2 separate regions of the Homo sapiens genome follow, and region 2 is linked to region 1. A link is a loop called in an ENCODE intact Hi-C map of the cell type or tissue named here. Cell type or tissue: dorsolateral prefrontal cortex. All regions are shown on one strand. Each heading gives the region's core, and the rest is flanking DNA. Links, peaks and the distances in the headings are about the cores only. Region 1 overlaps LOC105377161 (a long non-coding RNA gene). Region 2 overlaps RYBP (RING1 and YY1 binding protein).

Evidence for each region. Peaks named below come from ENCODE experiments on the same cell type or tissue, not always from the same donor. Only the 100,000 strongest peaks of a DNase experiment are listed, where the experiment ranks them.
Region 2: a loop joins it to region 1, with 8 times the contacts of the local background. A loop is called at or near these places in 2 of 110 quality-filtered maps.

Annotation. Positions count from the first base shown.
Region 1 is chr3:72,657,997-72,663,373 of GRCh38, forward strand. All of the region lies in intron 5 of LOC105377161 (a long non-coding RNA gene), which reads right to left. It overlaps LOC105377162 (a long non-coding RNA gene), which reads right to left. Exons shown (of 2, transcript NR_135531.1): 2 at 5,300-5,377. Among named protein-coding and RNA genes, the nearest start is that of SHQ1, 190 kb to the right of the region's middle. In dorsolateral prefrontal cortex, for the core only: no CTCF peak of the experiment used is centred there; a DNase peak (open chromatin) is centred at 3,305; H3K27ac peaks cover 2,331 bases.
Region 2 is chr3:72,378,175-72,383,551 of GRCh38, forward strand. RYBP (RING1 and YY1 binding protein) reads right to left here. Exons shown (of 4, transcript NM_012234.7): 2 at 1,077-1,253; 3 at 866-964; 4 at 1-463. The coding sequence ends at 211. Among named protein-coding and RNA genes, the nearest start is that of RYBP, 66 kb to the right of the region's middle. In dorsolateral prefrontal cortex, for the core only: no CTCF peak of the experiment used is centred there; no DNase peak of the experiment used is centred there; H3K4me3 peaks cover 2,422 bases; H3K27ac peaks cover 5,000 bases.

The DNA.
Region 1 (5,377 bases), core at 208-5,207:
GGGTTCCTGGCCCCACCCACTTATCCTCAGATTCAGGAGGTCTTGATACTTAGAATCTGCCTTTTTAACAAACACGCCAGGGGGTCCTCGTGTGTCTCCTTAATGAAGTTCATCATCACTGTGAGTTTGTGAGCTCTAGGAATCTATATGCCTTATTTGCTACTATAACCCAGATACTGTGTGCAGAGTCCTAATGCTCTGTAAATATTCCGGGAGGAAATTATTTATTGAAGGCTCACTTTGTGCCTGACGTTTTGCTAAGTGGTTTCAAGGCCAGTTACTTTAATCACAACTCAAGGGAAGTATTCCAATACCCATTTTGTAGATGACAAAGTGGACTCAGAGAACTTAAGAAGCTAGCCTGAGGCCCCTTAGAAAGAAAGAGAGGCAGCATCCGAATCCTGGTCTGAGGTCCAAACTCCAGCTTATCACATTCAGCCACACCACTTCTAGAAGGTTCCATGGCGTTTCTTTTCTTGAGAGAAAAATAGAATTGTAATTCTCCATTCACCTTCCTCTTCTCCTATCATCTACCTGCTCATCTGTTTGTCTACACACACACACACACATTTCAAGATTGACCATCATCTAAAATGGCACCAGAACTCACCCCAGGACATGCTATACAGAGGTTTATACTCATACTTTCCTGACTTCTTGTTGTAACATGTCTTTTCTAAGCTAAAGGAAACCAGTTATTCCTCGTTCCAGTTGTAATTATCTTACTTATTTTAAAGTAGTTGTTGCAAACTAGCCTAAGCAATTTGGCTATTCAAACTACTAGGTGTTTGATCATGATGGCTTCCTGCAATAGGTAAGAAGTCCATGAAGGCTACAAGCTACCTCCCCCGATCACCTAATCAGATAGTATGTTACAAAGACAGTCTGTCTCAGACCAAATTCCACATTTTGCTAACTGGTTTCAAGGCCAGCAAGCAGGCACATAAACAGCCACACCACCCATTCTGTTAACCCGGGGACATGTCAGCCCTCTCACTTTAGACACTTCGACAGCCTCTTTCACAAAAAGTGTAGTCAAGGCACACGTGACACTATTGTCAGCGCAGTATCTAGCCTAGTCAGGCAGGTGATCAAATCAACCCTTTAATATATAGACATAGGACTGTTTGGACTTCCAAGGCTGGAGCCTTTCTAAAAGAATAAGCAACTGGTCTGGCTAGACTTATTTATAATGTCTTCAGGCAAGGCAAACGCACTATGAAACATTTCCAGCCATCTACCATTCTTGAACGCCATTCTTTTCATCAATGAAAAACCATTTTAGAAATCCATTATGCTAATTAACACACCCATGGATGCTGAGCTAGGACAGATAATTGAAGCACTTATGGTACCTTCCTCTGGAGTGTGGGGTTGTGATCTTTCGAATGTTAACAGCCCCTACAATGTAGATGAAAGCTAACACATACACACACACCCCATGCATACATGTGCACAGAGACATGGTGTATGAAATATGCTTTATGTTTAGAAGTAAATTACAGTCAATATATCAGTCATAACCACCACCATCTGATGAGAACTTACCGTACGCCCAGTACTGTGCTAAAGGTTTGACCAAACAAGAAAATGTATCTTCTCTGATCCTCACTGAAGAGACTGAGAGCCCAGAAAAGCCATCGAGGAAGGACAAGCTGGCCTCGCACTCTGGCTGACTTGACAGCCATTCATCTTAGTGACTCCAGGAGGCTGGTTGCCTGTGAGTTCTTCTGGGCCTCCTGGGAATTCCCCCATCATCATCAACAACAATTTTTCACTCTTGGCTCAAAACCTTGAACAATAAATAAAATCCTGATCCCCAGAAAGTATTCCACAGCATGACTCCTGAACATAATTGATTCTGAAGGAGGCTTGGGAACTCCTCCTGGGTGACAACTGTGTTATATCTGGAAACATGCCAGGCAGCCGGCTCTGTGAGCCTACCAAGCCCAAGGGTAGCCAGAACTCAAATGTCTGCTGCTCCCCATTAGGCCTCCACATGGGAGCCCCCTTCTTCTGCCACCCTCTGCTTTGTGTCTGTGTTTGAATTTATCAGCCACCCCAATGGGTTGGGTACAGAAGCTGAAGAGGAGGCCAGCCAACCATCATCCAGGAGTGTCCTTGCCTCCTGCCAGGGAGGGGCAAGGACTTGGCCATTTCAGTAATGAACTACTGTGCTGTCAGGGCAGAAAAGAGAAGGAACAGGTCATCGGGGGTGGTGAGTAGTCAGAGTCTGGAGACAGTATGAAGGGAGAGTGAAAAGAACTTGCTGATGAATTCAACAAAGAGTTACAAGAAGGAGAGGAGGCAAGACCGACTTGAAGATTTGGGGCCTATGCCAAGAAGAATAAAGCTACCACTGACCACCTGGGGAAGACTCAAGTGGGGAATAGCTGGACATGTAGGGTTTGAAATGCCTGTTACATATCTGAAGTACACTCATTTTCTGTGACTGGATAACAGATTACCCCACACTTTGCAGCTAAAACAATGCCCATGTATTAGCTCATAGTTCTGGAAGTCAGTAGTCCAGGTAGACTCAACTGAGTTCTCTGGGCAGGTTATCAGAAGGCTGAAATCAGGTGGTAGCTGGCCTAGGGTCCTGTGTGAACGCTCTGAGGAAGCATCTCATTGCAAATGTATTCTCTGTGTTGGAAGACTCTGTTCCTTGCATGCGTGGGCCCAAGCTCCCTGTTCCCTTGGTGGCTGTCAGCTATGGGCCACTCTTAGCTTCCAGAAGCTTCCCATAGTCCTTACTGCAGGACTCCTTTCAACTTCAAGCCAGAAAGCCTGGGTCAAATTCTTCTCCTGCTTCCAACTTCTCACTTCCTCTTCTGCCACCAGTCAGAGAAAACTCTAGGATTAGATCAGGCCTCCTTGAATAATCTCCCCTTCTTAGGATCAAGTGTGCCATAGGACATCACCTAATCATGGGAGCAAAATCCAGCATATTCACAGGTCTGGGGATTAAGCAGGGTACACACAGTGGGGTGGGGTGAGACGGCAGAAAGTCTTGCGTGCTTCCTTAGAATTTTGCCTGCCACCCAAGGGGAGATGTAGAGGAGACATTCTCTTTCAGAAACTTCCAGGGCTGAAGGATGGGGCAGAAGGAGGAGGGGAGGAACCCATCTGGATCTCTTTAGCCTCTGGAACCTGAAGCACTCAGGAAAGAAGGCCTGGCCCTTTGAAGCTGCCCCTGCCAGGCCCCACAATGGGCCAGCCCTGCCAGCCCTCCTGCACAGGCCCTGAGGCATCTTGGCAGCAGCATCCCCGAGTCTGGCAGGTGAGTCAACATTTGGCTTCTCTCCTGGGCTTTCTTGGAAAGGGCTGTGTTCCAGATTGGCAGCTGTGCTAGCTGGAAAGGAGGCCAGAAAAGAGCCAAGTTCCGGGGGCCCTGCTGCCAGGCAGGACACCTGGACCTTCTCTCCCCTAGTTACTGAAAATGGCAGAAGGAAACCCAGGGAAGCCAGAGCAGTAGTAAAGCAGAGTGGCCAAAAAATTTCAGGCTATGGAGTCAGATGGATGACTTAGCCTCTCAATTTCCCCATCTGTAAAATGGGAATCGTCATTAGTAGCTGCAATGAAGGGGCCTGTGACAATTGAACAGCGTGCTACCTGCAAATCATTTTGCACAATGGCTGGCATATCGAAAACATGAGTAAAGCCTGCACAATGGATACTATTAACTGAAGGGGAAATGCCTGGCAAATAGAGGTGGTTCAACCAGGTGGAATTAAAAAGGAGAAAGGGATTAGGTGAAGGGGACAAAGGGATAGCCAACCCCTTTTATAAGAAACTCTCATAATAGTGGAATGTAAGTTGGTTGTTTCTCTAATGACTTATGAATATACAAAGCCCCATTGCTAAACCCCTAGGCATGATGGATTTTGATTGGGCCGCAGTGTAAATTTGGATATGATATTCCCAGGACTCCTGGGTAGTAAGATTGGATTTCTGCTACCTATAGAAATTCAAGAGGGAAGGGAGGGAAAGCAATAGAAGACTATTGTGTTGATGTGTTGTAGGCCACGTTTGGTTGCAAAGAATAGAACCGCCTAAGATAATGGGGTAGAGTAACATTTGGGGCATTTAATGGTGGGTTCACACCATACTTCTGTACTCATCAAATTTCTCTGCTGCATCCTAAAAACCTCTCTCCCCCAACTGCTATCCCCAGCCTGCTCAGCAAGAAACGAGTCAGTTACTCCGTAGGGAAATAAAGCAAGGACTGCATTTACTCCCGGGCAGCACAGTGGGAGAATGAAAATCACAGGCTCCACTAGGTTTGCTCCAAGGAGCTTGGGATTTCTTCAGTCACAACCAAATCATCTCTCTTGTCTGGCAAGGACCACCAGACCTCAATAATCATCCAGTTTGCAGTGACATGTCCCATGGCTAACACCCTCCCCCCATCATGCCCACCCCACAACAATGGGCAGGACAAAAGCCTTCTTGGACAGGTGACCAGCTGAGACCACTGAACCCACTGAGAGTAGTGAGTGGAATAAAAATAAGGTCTTATTCCTGATCAAGGTGGATAAGTTGAGATCAGTTTGAAATCCTCATTGACTGGGGCTCCAGACGTGCTTATTCAAAGTATATAGTAGGCAATCCGGTGGGCACCCAGCAACGGGAGATCAAGATAGCCAGGCCCGCCACTGCATGTCAACTCAGTCCCCTTTTCCCTTTACAGACTAGCATGCCTTCTCTCTGCCTTCCTAAGAGACAGTACACAGCATTAAAGTCACTGCCCCAACCCGGCTGTACATGATCTTTCAGGTCAAATGCCAAGCACTATCTAAGTGTAGTTATGTGTCTCTTAGTTCACACATTTGACAGACAAGTTGGTTGGCTCACAGACTGGGCCTATGGATTGGTTCCTGGTGAGGAGTTTACTTTTGATACAGTCAGTAGTGGGAGATGGGGGGATGGAGTTAGGTGGCATAGACATGACGGCTTAGACATACCTCCTCCTTCCATTAGGTGGTGAGGGACTAGACTCTCAGAGGTCGGACAGGGCCTTGGCAGGCACCCCAAATATATCCACCATAAACAACCCCCAACCCAATTCAGATTTCACAAGTTCCCTCTGAAGCATCATTACAGAGTTCTTGAAATCTAATCTATTCCAGAACATTCCCAGATGGACCAAAAAAGAACTGACACATTTTTGTATCCTCCCTTTCTCCCAGAATCAAAATTTTCAGTATTATTTTGAAACTAGCTATCCAGAAATCCCATTTTTCAGAGCAAAGTCTTTTGTGGTTAATTAAATAATTAACTCCCATTTATCTTTTCAACAAGTCTCGGTTTTCATAGAGCGGGCTTCTTTAATGTGGGGTACACCCATATGGGTGTTTCTGGGGCAACAGTGTGT
Region 2 (5,377 bases), core at 184-5,183, 280 kb before region 1:
ACAATGGAATACATAAAAGTGTCAAGAGTAATCGTCAGGGTGCGAAATTCCTTGGTGGCCAGATGCCCATGGCAAGCAGAAATTATCCTGGCAGCATCACTAAGAGGTCGATGTCCACAGAAGATTCTCCAGGGATGCAAGCAGCATGGGCAGGTGGAGGTTTTGAATTTCATACCCTGATTCATAGTTTTCACAATTCCATGTGCAATTTCAGAAAGATTCATCATTGACTGCTGACATGTCGCCCTTTGGCGTGGAGGAACGGGAGGAGCCCTTGTCTGTGCTCTCTGACCCCGAGCTGCTCTGGTTCTGCTGTTCTGACCCTGCACTGGAGGTCACTGTGGATGAGGATGTCGATGAGGAGCGAGTCTTTTCCTTAAAGTCTGTGATAATGACGGTGACGTTGCCCACAGTTACTGCCAACTGCTGTGCAGTGCTCCTGTCCACGTTTTTCAGCCGGGGCCTAGAAGCAACACCACAGGGGAAGAGCCAATTAAGTAAGTTATGGATCAAAAACAGCTTCTGGCAGAATATCATCAATACGCACAAGACTTCATGACACTGTGGCAATGAATCCGAACTGCCTACCACACATGCCAAAGCCGACTACAGAGTGTGCTACTCAGTTTTAGCAATAATCCAACAAGCACGGATAGCAAAGCTTGGGACCAATGTAAAATTACTATTATCTGTTTCCTGTTCTGGCCACAGTATTTAAAAAAGAGAAAAAGTCACCAGCCCCACCCATACTTAGCTCTTCACCTTCTTAGCCTACAAACCCAAGGCACAAAACCACCCTGGATTCATGATTACGATTAAGTAAATCAGAGCAGTGATTTAGTATGTCATTCTAGTTTCCAAGTACCTTGAGGTGTGATTTGTTTCGCTGGTCTTTGTTGTAGCATTTGCAGACTGTATGCTGTTTGCTTCACTAGGAGGATCTTTCAGAATGTCAGACTTTGGTCTAAATGAGGGAGATACAAAACAAACAAACAAACAAAAAAAACAGGCATTTAGAAGATATCTTGAATTCACTTGCAAAGTAATATCCTGTACTTAGTTAACCAGAAACTTACTTGGTTTTCTTGTTGGTATTTTTCTTGGTAACACTAGGACTAATTTCCTTGTCTTTCTCAGGTTTCTCTTTGTCCTGCTTTTCAACTTTCTCCTTCTTCTCCTTTTTAGGGGGTGGTGGGGTGGCATACTGTTGTGCCACTTGTTGTGCCACCAGCTGAGAATTGATCCGAGGTTTTCTGAAATGTTCAAAAAATATATATCACTATTTGCTTTATAAAGTTTTTAAACATTTTTATCTGGTCTCACATTCCTTGGGTATTTTATTACTGATATCTGCCAACTCAAAACTAAATTATAAGGTTCATGTTATTTCTGCATTATTTTGTATGGATTATTTAGTATGGATACTAAACTTTTCCTTTTTCAAAGGAAATGATACATTCACATGTGATAACACTAACATACACATCCCTGTGCAGTAAAATAGTTTTTGAGCCAATAAAACATGACAGTGTTTCTAAGAGTGCTGAGAACACTACTTCTTTCAAGCCGTCAAGATTATACTGACTGACAGCTTTCAAGTACTCCTGCTGCAGAGGGTTAATCTCATTTTATTAAATGGACACTGGTAATCCCTTGAAAAGAGAATGAAATTAGAAGTGTGACATTCACTCCTCAATCTAATTATTCCAACTTGTTCTGTTCCCCTGCAGCTCTGTGATTGGCACAGACAACACATAGAGAGCAACAAAGGTAACTATGGCTCATACTAGCTCCCAAGGGAGTGAAGACTGAAAGTCACTGTAAAAAAATCATACACAAGTGACACATTCATTGTGCCATAAACCATTATGTCTGTGCCAATCTCCAACTGACACTGGCTCTTAGCACTATTGTTCACAAATTCTAAGAGATGCCAAACACTTTCACAATGCATGACCATTCACAGCCCTAAATGAGAAAGGGAGACAGGAATGCCTATGCTTTATTTCTAAATAATATTAACTCTCCAAGACATTCCCATCTAGATAGACATTTACAATATAATAAACTCTCCAAGTTTAAGATGGAAAACAAATATACGAATGGTTCATTAACAAAGTAAAACAACTGGCTGCCACAATGTAATAGTCCCCTTCAGAACCGATAGCTCCCTCTCCAATTCCCCAGGATGGAGAAAGGGACTGGAGAAAAATAACTGGACAGACCAAGTCTGACTCATCAATGGGAGAGTCAGCGGTGGAGGATTAGAAAACAAAAATCTAAAAACAAAACCCAAAACAAAGCTGCTGCATTCTTACCTAATGCTGCTATTCTTTTTTGTTTTGAGACAGTCTCACTCTGTTGCCCAGGCTGGAATGCAGTGGCACGATCTTGGCTCACTACAACCTCCACCTTCCAGGTTTGAGCGATTCTCCTGATTCAGCCTCCTGAGTAGCTTGGTTGGACTGCAGGCGCCTGCCACCATACCTGGCTATTTTTGTATTTTTAGTAAAGACGGGGTTTCACCATGTTGGCCAGGCTGGTCTCGAACTCCCGATCCACCCGCCTCGGCCTCCCAAAGTGCTTGGGGGTAATATGGTGTGAGCCACTGCACCTGGCCAATGTTGCTATTCTTTACCAGGAAACAAAATGAGAGTCACTAGGTGCATGATATGTTGGCTCCCTAAGCTAAGTGTGGTTACTGGAGCACCTCTTGGGCAGTGGCTATGATACAGCTGACAGGTGACGCAGGAGAGGTAGGGACAGATGCTTATGCCATGACAGTATCAAAGTTAATCTGAGCATTGAACTGGGTATATTCTGAGTGTTTCAGTACTGGTCGTGGCCTCTAGCAATACAAGTTTTGGTCATGGGATGGCATACCACGAAACCTTGTATTACCTGAGCCTGGATCACAAGTGACAAGGGATGGATTCAAACACATGTGAAAGCACCCTGGAGAAGGGGCATGTACTTACTCTAGGCCCCTCTCTTCCAAGAAACACACAGGACCCCCTAGGTGAAAGGTGACTTTCCCTTTTTCACAGATTCTAACAGCAGCAGTAGCCATTCTAACACATTTTACTCCTTTTAAAGAGGAAGTATGATTGTGTTAATACTTAAAAAAAAATGACCGCTACAAAACATTGCACATGCACTCACTGGGGCCACAGATTAGATGTCTAGAGGGATTACCAAACAGTTTAAATTAGTGCTAAAATAAACTACCATACATTAACCAATATTTAGGTGTTAAAATGAAATAATGTAGCCAGAGTTAATAATGTGAATAAACCACTCAAACTTTATGGGAAACTACACCCTGATGAAGAGTTTCAATTAAGCCAGTATGGGTACTTTACGCCAGAGAAATCTGATCCAAGAACAAGAGAGGACAGCTGAACACCAATTTAAGACTATCCTAAACACAGAGAGAATCAAAGGTAAGCCACGTGCTTGGCCCCAGAGAAATCTCAGCCTAATCACCAGGCCCATCCAATCTTGAGACGGAGGAGCCTACCTTACTCCAGGACAACCTATAAAAGTTGTCACTTAACACATTACACTGTAACTGTCAATCAACTGTGTACTACTCCACAGCAAAGACCACATTTAATCATCTTTGTCATCGTGGCATTAAGCAGTGCTAGGTACTCAATAAAATTATCTACTGGATGAATAAATGAACACTGCAGAGAAAGACAAAGTAGGATGCAAATTGAGAAAAGGGCCCAAGCTTTGGAAATCGAGGTCGCTGGTGACTTTTAGGAGAGCAGGCTATGTGGGATGAGGGCGGCAAGAATTAAGAGCCTGAAGGTTGTCAGACGAAGAGCACAGGAGCTCTTCCTTACCTCAGAACTGTGGTGCTGAATTAAGAGATTGCTCTGCTTATTACCCAAGCAAACTGAGAAGAATTTCTGTAGGAAATAGGGTCTTGGATGATGCTGTACAATCAAAAAGGGAGAACGATAGAGGGCATGCAAGACAGAGAGGTTAAATCACTGGTCAAAGGGAGAGAAAGAACACAATCAAACAGAAGTCCTGGGGAAAGAAATGGGGACACTTTCTGCTGAGACATAAGAGAGATGCTAGGTAAAGATAAAGTGACATTTTTACTAGAAAGATGACAATCTGAGGACGTTCTCTCAGTTGGCCTCTCCCTTCACAGGGAGGCAGGCAATATGGCAGAGGTAGTGTAGGGGTCGTGAGCAGAATTTGGAAATGAGAAATCAGAAAAGAGATTAAATGAACCACGGAGATCGAAAGCAGTGCCTGGTTTGGACAGTATAGGAGAAAAGAGAGCAAGTGATGAACAGAGAGAGAAAAGGAAATTTACTCGCATCTCACAAATTACCCTTAATAGCATGAATATAGTATGCCTAAAAGAAGCAGGTCTCCACTACCCAGAGATCATGCTTATCCAAAATGACTTATTCCCTAAAACACGGCCCGTCTGCCAGGACTATTTATTGGCACACTGTAGACAACATGTAAGGTGCCCTCTGGATGGTTCTGCCACTGCTATCATTCAACAGTTCAGCAAATGCACGCTCAGAATTCTTCAGTGCATGCAACACAATCTGGTATCTACAGGATGAAGTCTGTATGTACAAAAGGTAAATTTCAGCCATAAGTCCTCCTAAAATGCAACATATAAGCACAACTGGGTGAATGTCTCACTTGCTCCTAAGAAAATGTTTGACTAGTACGGTGAAGCGTTTCTCCCTCTGTTGGTCAACAAACCAAAACTTCACAAATGAAAAGGCCGCAAGACTATTTGGGATCTGGTTATTACCAAGAAAAATGGGGCATCTGCTAAACTACCTGTGTTGTTTGAAAACTGCTGCTGTGTTCTGAATGTCTTCTATGTGTCCTTAAATGACAACCTAACTCTTAAACCATCACTTGCCCCCCTTCCCCACCCAAACCCCTCAACAACAGGTGAGCATTTATCATCTTAATTAGCATAACTGCTTTTTCAAACTAGTTCTCCCAATAAATGCCACAGTACTCCTAGAGTTGGGGGGCAGGGGATGAGGTAGGGAAATTCACCTTTTGGAAGGCGAAGGAAAAGAAAAATACAAGGGCGACCAGGCTGAGCCCTCCCATATAAAGATACTGCACCATCAGAGCTGTTCTGGCAGCTCTTGAAATCTGTCCCCTCCCCACTTCTGGGCTAATACTCTCTTCGCTGCGTGGCAAGTGGAAGAATGAGAAAGTCCAATTTCCATTGAGAGCTATGCACACTCCCACATTCCACTCCTGGGATGCTGTGCCAGGCTCTCCAGGTTGGTTAAACTTTACAAATGTACCCAACATGGGAGACAGGTAGAACCTTTTCAAAGCTATCACAGGACAGGCACATCAAGAAGTCAGA